Regions from separate parts of the Homo sapiens genome. Here region 2 is linked to region 1. A link is a contact called in ENCODE Hi-C data. All regions are on one chromosome and are shown on one strand. Each heading gives the region's core, a stretch centred on a gene start or an enhancer-like site at or near the end of the contact. The rest is flanking DNA. Distances are from core to core; before and after follow the strand shown.

Region 1 (5,459 bases), core at 1,164-3,663:
GCACCCACGGGTCAGGGCAGAACGCCAACGAGTCGCACTGCGGGTCTCCGCGGCTTCGGTTTCCATGACATGGTGACGCCGGCGGCAAGGCGGGGGGCTGCCTGTGGGCCTTGAGGTTGCTGGGCGGTGCGGGCGGAGTCAGCAAAGGGGCGTTGGCAAAGCCCTAAAACCCCACGGTTCCACGGAGCGCAAGCCAGATTCTCTGAAGCAGCTTCCCCGTTCGTCCGAAGAGGGTATTCCATCTGCACAGCGGGATTCCCTGCCAGCCCAGGTTCACTGCGACTCCGCTTCCCCGAGCATTTCCCCCGTTTCAGCTTCCGTCTGGTCTGCGCATCGCGAGTGGGGTCCAAAGGCCAATTCCACAATACCAGCCAGCTCCGGAGGGACGCCCACTATCACTGCCTTCCATGCTCGGGCCAAATGAGCCTTCCTAGCACCCCCTCCCCCGAAGCACAAAAACGGGGAGCAAAAGTGGGACCGCCCAGCCCAACCACCTTCAGACTCCACTTCAGGAGAAATCCTGGTTAAGCCCACCCAGAACAGGTGTGGTCGAAACGGAATTTAGGGTTTGACTTGAGTGCTCCGAAAAACTACAGTAACTCTTCCAGGCGAAGGCACTCTAGACCAGGATCTGTCCCCCACGTGTGGGAAAATAGGCCCCTGGGGGCGGCGGTCCCGAGTTCCTAGCCAGAGCGGGATTAGGGAGTTACGGGTTCCCTGAGGAGTGAACTATGGAGGGTGTGGTTTGCTGTTGTCTGGGGAAGCCGGTGCCAACCCGAAGCCTGGACAGGGGAGGACTGGAATCCCGGCACACGCTGCCCATGCACTGCACGCCCATCTACTGCAGCCTCTTCGTGGCGTCCCGGCACCCCCCCCTCCTCCTTCCCTCTTCCCAACGCCACGACCACCACCCCCAGCCGCCGCTGGAGCCCCCGGTTTCCCGCCTAGTCGTTTGTTTTTGTACGTAAAAGGTGTCTCCGGATCACAGTTTTCTCACAACTTTCTCGCCAGGGTTGCAACTCCTCACCCGAGGCGCTTCCCGGTCCACTCCTTCCCCCGCGCCGGCGCCGCGCCTCCGGTCTCCCCGCCCCCATCAGGAAACCGCCCGAATCAACTTTGCAAGAGTGCTCTGCGGGAGACAGACACTCAGCTCGCCCAGGACCCGGACCCTGTGGACTTTGGATGGATTGGGGGAGGGGGCACAGAAAGAGGGACGGGAGGAGGGAGATTCTGCTGCTAAGAGCCTCCTCCCCCTCCAAAGATGTGCGCTGCGCTTGGGACAAACTTCCAGCTCAAGAAAGTACGGGGGGACAATGGCAACAGCCGCTGAATTGCAAAGCCCAGCAGTGCAGGGGAGCCGCCTGGGATTCCGGACCCGGCTGCACCCCAACCTTCCACAAGGCTCGGTCTTGGACTACCCCCACTCTACAGCAGAACTCTGGCCTCCGCCTGCGCCTATTCCCGCTCTCTCTCTGTCCCTCCCATCGAAACCCACGCCTTACCGGAGCAGGAGGGGGCCCAGGCACGGTGCTGCCCGCCGTCCGCGCCGCGCGGGGCCGCGGGTGCCGCCGCCACTGATCCTCTAAACGCGGTCTCCCCGCACTCTCCCGGGCCGGGGGATGCAGAATGGTTTACAGAGGGACCGCGAGGCGCTGATTGGTCGCAGGCCGCAGTGACGTCAGCGGGCGCTGCATTAAGGCGAGGGGGCTTCCAGAGCTCAGCCAACAGCCAGGAGCAGTGACCAAGCCGCCGGAGCTGGGGAGAGACGCACCGGGGCGGCGACTGGGCCAGGAGACCAGGGACTGAGGGACGCGCCCGGGGAGGGCCAGCAACGAGCCGCGGCCCGGGCGGCGACAGCGGCGGTCCGCGCCGAGCCGTTCCAGCCGCCGGCCTACTGTAGCCGCTGCGCCAGGACATTTTTTTTTAAAGCTCTCCAAGCTGCCCCCCTCCTCCCCGACTCCTCCCGCTGCAAAAGAAAAACAAAAAAAAAAAAAGGAAGGAGGCTAGAAAGGAAACCCAGATTTGCCACCACAACGAAAAAAAGAAGGGGAAAAGGAAAAGGAGAGAAAGTCGAGCGACTGTGGGGTTAGACGGAGGCAGACAGAGCGTGGGCCGAGCGATGCGGGGCTGTGCGCCCAGGCGGCCGCGAGTTGTGACTGGAGCCACGATGCACGGCCAGGCGCGGTGAGAAGCCAGCCCGTAGTGCCTCCCGAAGGAGCCCGGGCGCAGGGAGGGTCGCCCTGAGGACACGGAGGCCGCCAGGCAGGCCAAGGGCCGAGGTGACTGGGCTGGGGCGGTAGGGAAGGAGCGAGTGCGCCTGGCTGCCTCCGCACGGAGTTGTCCCTCTCTGTTTTCGATTGACACAAACACTTCTCCAAAAGCGGGGAAACCTAAGCAACAACAGCAATCAACACCAAGATCTTCCTCCTACCCTCCCCTCTTTCCCTTCTCCCGCGGTCGGCCCTCGCCCCCTCCCCCAGGCCCAGCGCGGGCGCTCGGCGCGTCCAGACCCGCGGCGCGATGCCGGCAGTTTAGGATCCAAAGCTTCTCTGCTCCTTTTGTTCTTTCCTTCCCTTTTTTAAAAAAAGAGGGGGGAAATCCCAGTGGTGGGCAGCCTGGCACGCACACAGTCGCCCTCATACCCCGACAAAAGCAGATGCACTTTGACTTCTGACAGCTCTACCTCAAGCCCCGGAGAACTCAGCGGCGCTTTCCTCGCAACCCGAGCTCGGCGAGTCGTCGTCTTCTTCTTCTCCGTTTTTATTTATTTATTTCCGTTCCCGCCGCCGTTCTCGCTGACCTTCACTCCTCCGCGGGCTCTGAGCAGAAGGGTCGCATTCTCTCCCGCCTGAGACTTCTTTTCCTCGCCCCGGGAGCTCAGGCGGCGCCGCTCCAGCCCGGGGCCCCGGGACTCCCCGGCTGCACACTTCACTGAGACGCCCCCCCAGGCCCCGATCAGCCTCGTTTCCTCCACCCTACTTTGATTTCCTGGTGCGAGTTTTGGCTTGCACGGCCGAGTGTGTGTCCTCTTTTTGGAGAGACTGGGGAGCTCGTGCCGATTGTCTTCAGGAGTCATCCCCTGGGCTCTACTTTGCCCCTCTCTCTCTCTGGGCCTCATCAGACCAAACCAAAGACCATGGTTCACTGTGCCGGCTGCAAAAGGCCCATCCTGGACCGCTTTCTCTTGAACGTGCTGGACAGGGCCTGGCACGTCAAGTGCGTCCAGTGCTGTGAATGTAAATGCAACCTGACCGAGAAGTGCTTCTCCAGGGAAGGCAAACTCTACTGCAAGAACGACTTCTTCCGGTGAGTACTTTCCTCCCACGCCTCTGCTGCTACCTCCCCGCGGGCCCTTCCCGGCCAGCTTCGGATCAGAGGTTAGCGTGGCCTCGCTGCCCAGTTAGGAACTGCTTCTAGAGAGGGCAGCCAAGTCCCGCGGGCGCCCGCCTCTCCGCCAGCTGGCGCGCTGGGAGCCCGGGACGCGGCCCTGCTTGCATCCTGGAAACTATGGGTCTGGGTTTGGCTGCATGTGCCTGGGAAGAAAGGGTCTGAGCCTGACTCGGCCCAGAAGCCCCTTCAAGCTTGGAAGAGACAGGGCAGCCTCGGGCGTTGTAGCCCGGACTGCTGTCTTTCCCGGAGCCAAGCTCTGCAGCAACTGCATTCTCCAGGCCTTCGGGGTTGTTTGCCCTCCAGGCAGAGCCCAGGCTCCCTCCCGGCCACTACCTTTTCCGACCCCGAGCGGTCTTGGCGGTAAGCTCCGAGCCTTTTGCGTAGAGTGTCTGGGCCAACTGCCCTGTCAGCGGCAGGAAAGAACTCGGCCTTAAAGCCGATCCTGCACGCCCGGGGGTCTTCCCCAAACCCGGACATGCCTCCGAGTGCAGACCTGGACAAACTGCTGCACTGTAGCCTGCGAAGTGCCCGGAGCTTTTTCCTGCTTCCCTGGCTGCCGAAGTTGTCTGGTGGTTCGGCTTCAGCCCCAGGTGACTCCGACTCCCACGGGCTCCGCTCAGTAGTCCTCCTAGGAAACTGCCAGCCACAGCCAGCAACCTCCTTGATGAAACCTGGGGGAAAGCCGAGACCTCCAGCTTGCTGGTGGGGAGACTTCTCCCTACCCCCCTTATTCGTTTAGCATTTTAATTATATTATCGTACACTCACAATTTTGCCGCTCCATTCACACAAACACACAAGTCAACAGAGAAGAACGGGCACAAATGCGAATTGTAATTCCACCCTACGGATGTGAAATATCGCAATTTACTCGGCTGACTTGGTCTCTGCTTTTCTGAGTTTGTGGTCATAGTTCAAACCAGGGAGCAGGAGGAAGAGGGATTCAAAGCCACTCAGAGGGCCAAGACGCGCTGTCCCCAGTGCCGCTCCAGGACTCGTGGCTGGGGTTGGGTTGCGTGGAACCATGAAGCAAAGCTCCGTGCTCGCTGGTATTTCGGGAGAACGCGCAGGCTGAGCCTCTGAGCCTCCGCGGGCTGCCCGGTTTTCCTCAAGGACTGGATCATAGCGGGAGGGTGGCAAACCGTACTCGTACCCGCTGCCAGTGGGTCCCTGAGCCTGGCTTCCACAACCCGCGGCAGAGCGCCCAGAGCCAGCTCCCGCAGCTCCCGCTTTTGCCAACCTGTCCCGCTTTAGGCAAGAGCGTGGCGGCGGCCCCGCTAAGGCTACGGAGGGGGGCTCTCCGCGGCTATGTTTGTTTACCAACAGCGGGGCTAGACATCGCCAACCCCATGCCTATGTGCGGGTCCTTTTGCGATGAAGGAGAGAAAAGCGGCGCTCCGCGCACGTTTATATAGAGTTCTAATTGTAATTCGACTTTTCTGAATCTAATCGGAAAATAAGTGCCCCGTTCCCCCCGCCCACACAGGTCACTGCCTTGCCACCTTCTTTAGACGATGCATCTTTCCTCTGGGATAACGCTGGGAGTGAGGCTGGGGCTTGGCGGGTAGCTTGGGCCCCTGGCTCTAACCGCGTGTATCCCCTCCCTAACTCTTCCCTGGTGCCGCGCTCTCTCTCCTGCTGCCTCCTCACCTGCTTAACCGGAATTCTGCCTCTCTTTATCTCTCTCTTCCCTTCTTTCTGTGCTCCATTCCTCCTCTCCTACTTCCTCCACTTTTTACATCTTCCCTCTTTCTCGCTGTCATCTTTCTCTCCGCCTGTCTCCCCTTGCCCCTGGCTGACCCATCCCCGCCCCCGCCCCCCACCCCCACCCCCCCGCAGGTGTTTCGGTACCAAATGCGCAGGCTGCGCTCAGGGCATCTCCCCTAGCGACCTGGTGCGGAGAGCGCGGAGCAAAGTGTTTCACCTGAACTGCTTCACCTGCATGATGTGTAACAAGCAGCTCTCCACTGGCGAGGAACTCTACATCATCGACGAGAATAAGTTCGTCTGCAAAGAGGATTACCTAAGTAACAGCAGTGTTGCCAAAGAGAACAGCCTTCACTCGGGTGA
Region 2 (5,459 bases), core at 1,085-3,584, 810 kb after region 1:
CCTGGGCCGGGCCTGGCTCTCCGCCGGCCGGGCCTGCGGGTGTCGGCGACCCGGGGGCTCCGCGGGCGGCTCGGGCGCTCACAGAGCCCGCGTCCCGCGCCAGAGCGGTGAGGCCGCAGGGCCGCACGGGGCGCCTGGCTGGGTGCGCGCTGGGAGCGGCGAGCAGCCCCGCGCCCGCGTTTTGATCTCCTTCCCCCCTCTAAGCCGCGTTTACAACTTCACCAATGAATAACCCGCCTCTCTTTTCAACCTAATCACGGCTCTTTGTGTATCTTTCTGTTGATGATTTATAGAAATAAATTAATAACACCCCAACTCCACGTGCTGCAGTTTATGTTACGTCTCAGCTGCGGCCAGCCCGGCGCGGGGCTGGGTGCGGAGGGGCGCCCCAGGTCCTTCCAGCGCCGCGCTAGAAAGCGGGCGCCTGCGGCCGAGTGGGAGGGCCTAGGCCCTGTGGCCCCCGGTGGCCGGCGGTGGGAGCCTGGTTCATCCGCCAGGTCCTGAGCGACCTCCCCGGCAGCCCTGGCGCCCCAGCCGCTCCTAGGGGCCACTCTCTCGACCCCTCTTAGCCTCCGCGACTCACACCTTCCGCCTCGCGGAACTCTCTTGCAGGAGTTCTCTCCCGGTAGGGGAGAAATCACCTCCGGGCGGGAGAGCGACGAGGGAAGAACCTCAAACCTATGAATTATACCAAAGTGTGTTTGGGGAAAAAAAATCTACAAGTTCCCCTGATTGTTTTGGCTAGAGGGCAAACCGCCAGGCCCTCGGAGCACAAATTCAAATGCAAGGTCATATCCCACCCCAAACCGCCGCTGCGGACGTGCGGCCAAGGCTCAGCCCCGAAATCGCAGCGCTTCAGTGTCCGAAGCCACGCGATGGGCTCTGTCCTAAAGCGGAGTGGCCCGGGAGCGACGTGCTGTCTCAGGGAACCGCTCGGCTCCTTAGATAATTAGTAACCAGCTGTCAAAGTCTAGGGCGGTCGGGGAGGACCCACAAACGATCCCGGCCCTGGGGATACACTGCCAGCCGGCCTGAACTCCCGGGGAGAGGCCGGGGGTGGGCAGCGAGGTCTGGAAACGCCCTCCTTTCTCAGACTGAGACCAGATCCTCTGCGAACTGAGGTCTGAGACGCGTTCGCCCCCACACCACCGCGCTTGGTTTCTTTGGCCCCGCGCGTGTCCACCCGGACCCTGCATGGAACATGCCCTTTGCAAATCTAAACCCGCGTTGGGGATCCCGGATAATTCCGGGCCTTGCATGGGCGCGGCTAACAAGAGTGCCCACCAGGGAACTCGCCTCCCAGATCCCGGCTCCGGATGCCGCCTGTCCTTCGGCAAAGAACTGCAGGTCATCATGCAGGTCAATGTGTCCGAGGCCGACATGCGGCTTTCCAGACCCGAGGCAGGGCGCAGGAAAAATGCGCGGCCTGGGGCTTGCAGCGGCGCGAGGCTCTGCTCCCGGGAAGTCGCAGCGGTTTCACTGCACCCACTCGCACCTTCAGTCGCGTGGGCAAACCTCCCGGCAAAGGGCTCCACAGCTCCAGTTCTCCCCGGCCCAGCCCCAGCCCCGCGGGGAAAAGCCCTTGGGTCTCGGACGCTGGCCTGGGCCTGGGGAGAAGAAGCCCGGTGGGCCGCAGGGTCGTCCCGCTAAGGGATTGGGAAGGGTCCGGGTGTTGGGAGAGAAGCAGAGCGCCCCCCGGGGGACTTCTCTGGTGGGAAACGGGCTTGGCGAGTGTGGTCGGGCGCAGTGTCACTCAGGCCCGGGGCCGGGGCTCCAGGGGTTCGGGTGGGTCCCCTCCACCTCGCTCTGCGCCTACCTGAGCATCCGGTCCACCTCCGCCCGCTGCTCCGCCGCCTCCTCGGTGTTGAGCGCCTGCAGCTCCTTGAGGATGGGAGGTGTGTCATAGTCGTCGCCGTCCTCGGAGCCCTCGTCGCCGGACAAGCGGCCCTTGGCGTGGCCGTTGGTGAGAGTATGGAAGACCGGCTTGGTGTCGGGCTCGGCCCCGCTGCCAGGGGACAGGGGCAGCGTCTCCAGCTTCACCCCGAAGTTCGGGGATGGCAGCAACTCCTCCAAGGCCTGAACCAGCACCTCCTTGGTGACCCCGGAGCTCAGCAGGGCGCTCAGGAGTTCTTGCTGGAGCGACGTGAGCTTGGACACCATTTTCCAAGGACGGAAAAAGAAGGGGGTGAGGGGGTGGGTGGGTGCGAGAGAGGAGGGTGGAGGGGAGTTTCACAAGCAAACCCCAAATCCAGGAACCCCTCCACCCTTCAGCCTCCAGACACCTGTTACTCCCCGGGGTCCCGGAGGCTCCTCCGAAAGGAGTCAGAAAACTTCTAACTTGCCATGATCGCCACCATTAGGCCATATAAGATATGCAAATTAGTGGGAAGGGCCCAGCTTTCGGCTGGATGCAAATGATGGTGGGGAGGGGGAAACCCGGAGAGAGGGAGAGCCGGAGGGGCAGACCTGGAGAGCAGAAGACCTGGGCCGGGAGCGGGGCTTTGCCAGGGTCCATTGTACTCACGCTGGGGGGCTAGAGACCTTCTTTTACTGGTTCTGCTTATCAGCCAAACTTCACCTAACCTTTGGACTTGTTAAGCCAGTGCCTTGCAGCCTAGGCGCGGGGCTTTTCCACCGGTTCTCAGTTCCGCTTTAGTCCAGAGAGAAGACACTACGCTTCGGGGTTCAGGTGAGAGCCAGAGGAAGCTGGGGTGCTCGTGGAAGAAGGGGACGCAGGAGGAAGCGAAGAGTAGAGACCCTGGATGCGTCCCGGCCGACGCAGGTGGTGGGCCAGGAGAGCCCGCAGGGCGGAAGAGAAACTGACCACTTAGGAAGGGGCGCCGAGGCCACGGGGGAGGTGAGGCAGCGTTAGGTGTGGTGAGCATGCCCTGGAGGGACTCCATTTATTTCTACCTCGGTTACTACCTCCAGGCCCCAGAACCTCCCTGGCCTGGTCTGGCGGTTTGGGTTTGCAGAACTGCCCGCCAGAGAGCGTAGGCGAGGGTGAAGGAGTCCGGGAGAACTCTTGGAAAGAGACTACTTTATGGGTAGAGGGAGTAGCCAAAGTGAAGCTCCCCCAGCAGCTGGGCTGCACCGGCGCCCAGCCTGGCCACGCCACTGGGGAGCTGGACCCCTGGGGCTCCTCACTCTCCTGTTTAAACCCGGATGTCAAGGCGCCTCCGCCTTGGGGGAGGATGGTGAGGCAGAATGGTGAGGCACTAGGATGGTGAGGCACTAGGATGGTGAGGCACTAGGATGGTGAGGCAGTGAAAGCAAAGCTTGACCTGCAGCTGGGTGGACACTTGCAGCCGAGGGTCCCCCCGGCCCACTCATTTCTGGTTTATTCGTAGTTCCAGAACATCTGTGGTTCCCTGGGCCGGGGACGAGCTCTGTAGACGAGGTCACTGCAGCAGTGGCAGAAGTCTTGCACTCCTAGTACAGAAGGTGTCGACAGAGCTACTGAGGGAAAGATGTTTTTTTTCCCACTCTGGCCTGGGCCAGGTAGGAAGCCATAGGCCTTGCAGCACTATTGGAGTTTCACCTGCTTCCCCCCTGGTGACGGGCAGGAGGGGAGGGCGGCGGAAGCGCGCCCAAACCGGCAAGCTAGGACCTGACCTGTAGAAGAACAGGGAAAGGGGCTTCTTTGCTTCCACCACACACAGACCTAAAGCTTCTGGGGAGGAGCATAACGCTTCCCTTCTGGGAGCCTCAGTTTCCTCATCTGCAAAAAGAGGATACCACTGATAACCTTTTTTTGGGGGTTGTGTATATTGACTGAGGCCACTTGTGCAACCGCTTGGTCTAATAATAAAGTTCAACACTTTCTGGTCTGAGAAGACGGGAAGCCAGTTCCCAGTAGTAAAACTGAGTTACTCTGGAAACTTAGGGTATTCAGAATTGGTGATACAGTGCTGGGGTTGGAGGGATTGGGGGACTAGGGTTTCAGAATCAGCAGAAAAATTGCAAAGGAGTTTCTAAGCACATTTTCCTTCCTCTCCCACCCTTGAAAGATATCTAGGAGGAAGTAAGGTTAGGTTAGGGATAGAGAGGAATTTCAGCAGGAGGAGGAAGAGTCTAGCAGCTCTCATCTGCCTAGGGGCAGGATCTAATCTCCTAGGTGTGCAAGGGCTGATGGTGTAATTTATCAAGTCAGGCTGTTAAGGAGCTAGGATGCCTCTTAAATACAGGGTCTGCTACAGGTGCCTGGGCCACTTGTGCTGAGAGCCAGAAGGAAGCGGGATGGTTGTGTGCGTGTAGCCTGAGGAAAGTTTACACTGATCTCAGTCCCTCTTTCCCGGAGACAAGCAAATCCCAAATTCAGGAACCTCTCCATCCTTCAGCCTCCAGACACCCATTACTCCTCAGGGTGCCACAGGGAGTCATAACTTCATGAAAATGTTGGCTTTTCATTTCACCTTCTTTCCCTCTAGTTTGTTGTAATAGGTGCAAATCTTTGCTTCTCATAATTCTGCCCAATGGAAGAACATTCTCTGCCTACCCAGCTTGCCTCAAGAAGGATAATGAAGTGTTCAGAGTAAATGTCCCTGAAGAACAATCTCTTCGTCTGTCTCTCACTCGCTATCAGGATAGAAGCATCAAGTGTAATGAAGATCAGTTTCTGTGTTAAGCTGGGAAAACCCATTTAAAAAACAGCAATCACTTCTGTTGTAACAACAAAACTTTGATTGGCAGTTGCAGCTGCTGTGTGCCCCATCTGATTCCCAAGCCTCATTCTCTCTCAAAATTCAGGTGTCAGCAAACCCATTCTTCCCCACACCCCAGCTAACTATGTGAATGTGCAGGCAATTTCACACAGAGGATAGGACAAACTTCCTATGAGTGTCCAGGTATGTTTTCCAGGTAATCTGGCTATTCATATCTAGCAACTTCCTGTAATGCTCCTTCCTAGTCCTACCTTGTAATATGCCACTTTGTGCAATATAAGCGCTTATCAAGTAATTGTTCTGTACTATAGATCTTCAAACAGATTCACCAGTCCCTTCATATGGAAGTTTAAAAAGAGCTGTGTAAAGTAGACCAGCAGATAGTCTTTCAGAATGCAGTTCATAATGTTAAGTGAGCTATCTTGTAAAACTCTTCAGTTAAACTTCCCCCAAATAGAGGAAGACGGAGTAGGATTGAAATAACATCTGTTTATGCTTCACACAGAATAAAGTCGTGATGGACTGATATAATAACTCCATTTTAAAGATGGAAAAATAAGATATGGGAGAGTCTCAGGTTGCTTGTAGCCACCTCAGCAAATTAATGGAAGGGTTGAGGTTGGGGCTCAGAACTTTTGAGCAGGGTTTTAGGATGAAAGAGGAGGGTCTCTAGCTGTCATTGTTTTGAGGGATGAGAAGTTGAAAGAGGGATTCTGTGGGGGAGAGGTGGAGGATACCCAGCAGAGAATAGAGGGCAGGGTTTGGAGTAGTCAAACAGAACTAAACTTGAACCCA

The links. Hi-C counts contacts between places; a loop is a spot of excess contacts on that map. Pooled maps may share reads with other maps.
Region 2: a map of posterior cingulate gyrus shows a loop between it and region 1 (10-fold over the local background). The contact joins the promoter of HNF1B here to the promoter of LHX1 in region 1. A Hi-C loop is called at or near these places in 3 of 168 maps with a recorded cell type or tissue (B cell, naive thymus-derived CD4-positive, alpha-beta T cell and posterior cingulate gyrus), 3 of 37 single-sample maps with no recorded cell type and 10 of 50 pooled maps.

What each region holds. Positions count from the first base shown.
Region 1 is chr17:36,935,062-36,940,520 of GRCh38, forward strand. It overlaps LHX1 (LIM homeobox 1), which reads left to right and starts at 2,414. Exons shown (of 5, transcript NM_005568.5): 1 at 2,414-3,306; 2 at 5,229-5,455. The coding sequence starts at 3,137. It overlaps LHX1-DT (LHX1 divergent transcript), which reads right to left and starts at 1,600. Exons shown (of 3, transcript NR_135671.1): 1 at 1,503-1,600. RefSeq lists enhancers at 548-1,462, 1,721-2,564, 3,407-4,248.
Region 2 is chr17:37,742,725-37,748,183 of GRCh38, forward strand. It overlaps HNF1B (HNF1 homeobox B), which reads right to left and starts at 2,335. Exons shown (of 9, transcript NM_000458.4): 1 at 1,817-2,335. The coding sequence starts at 2,160.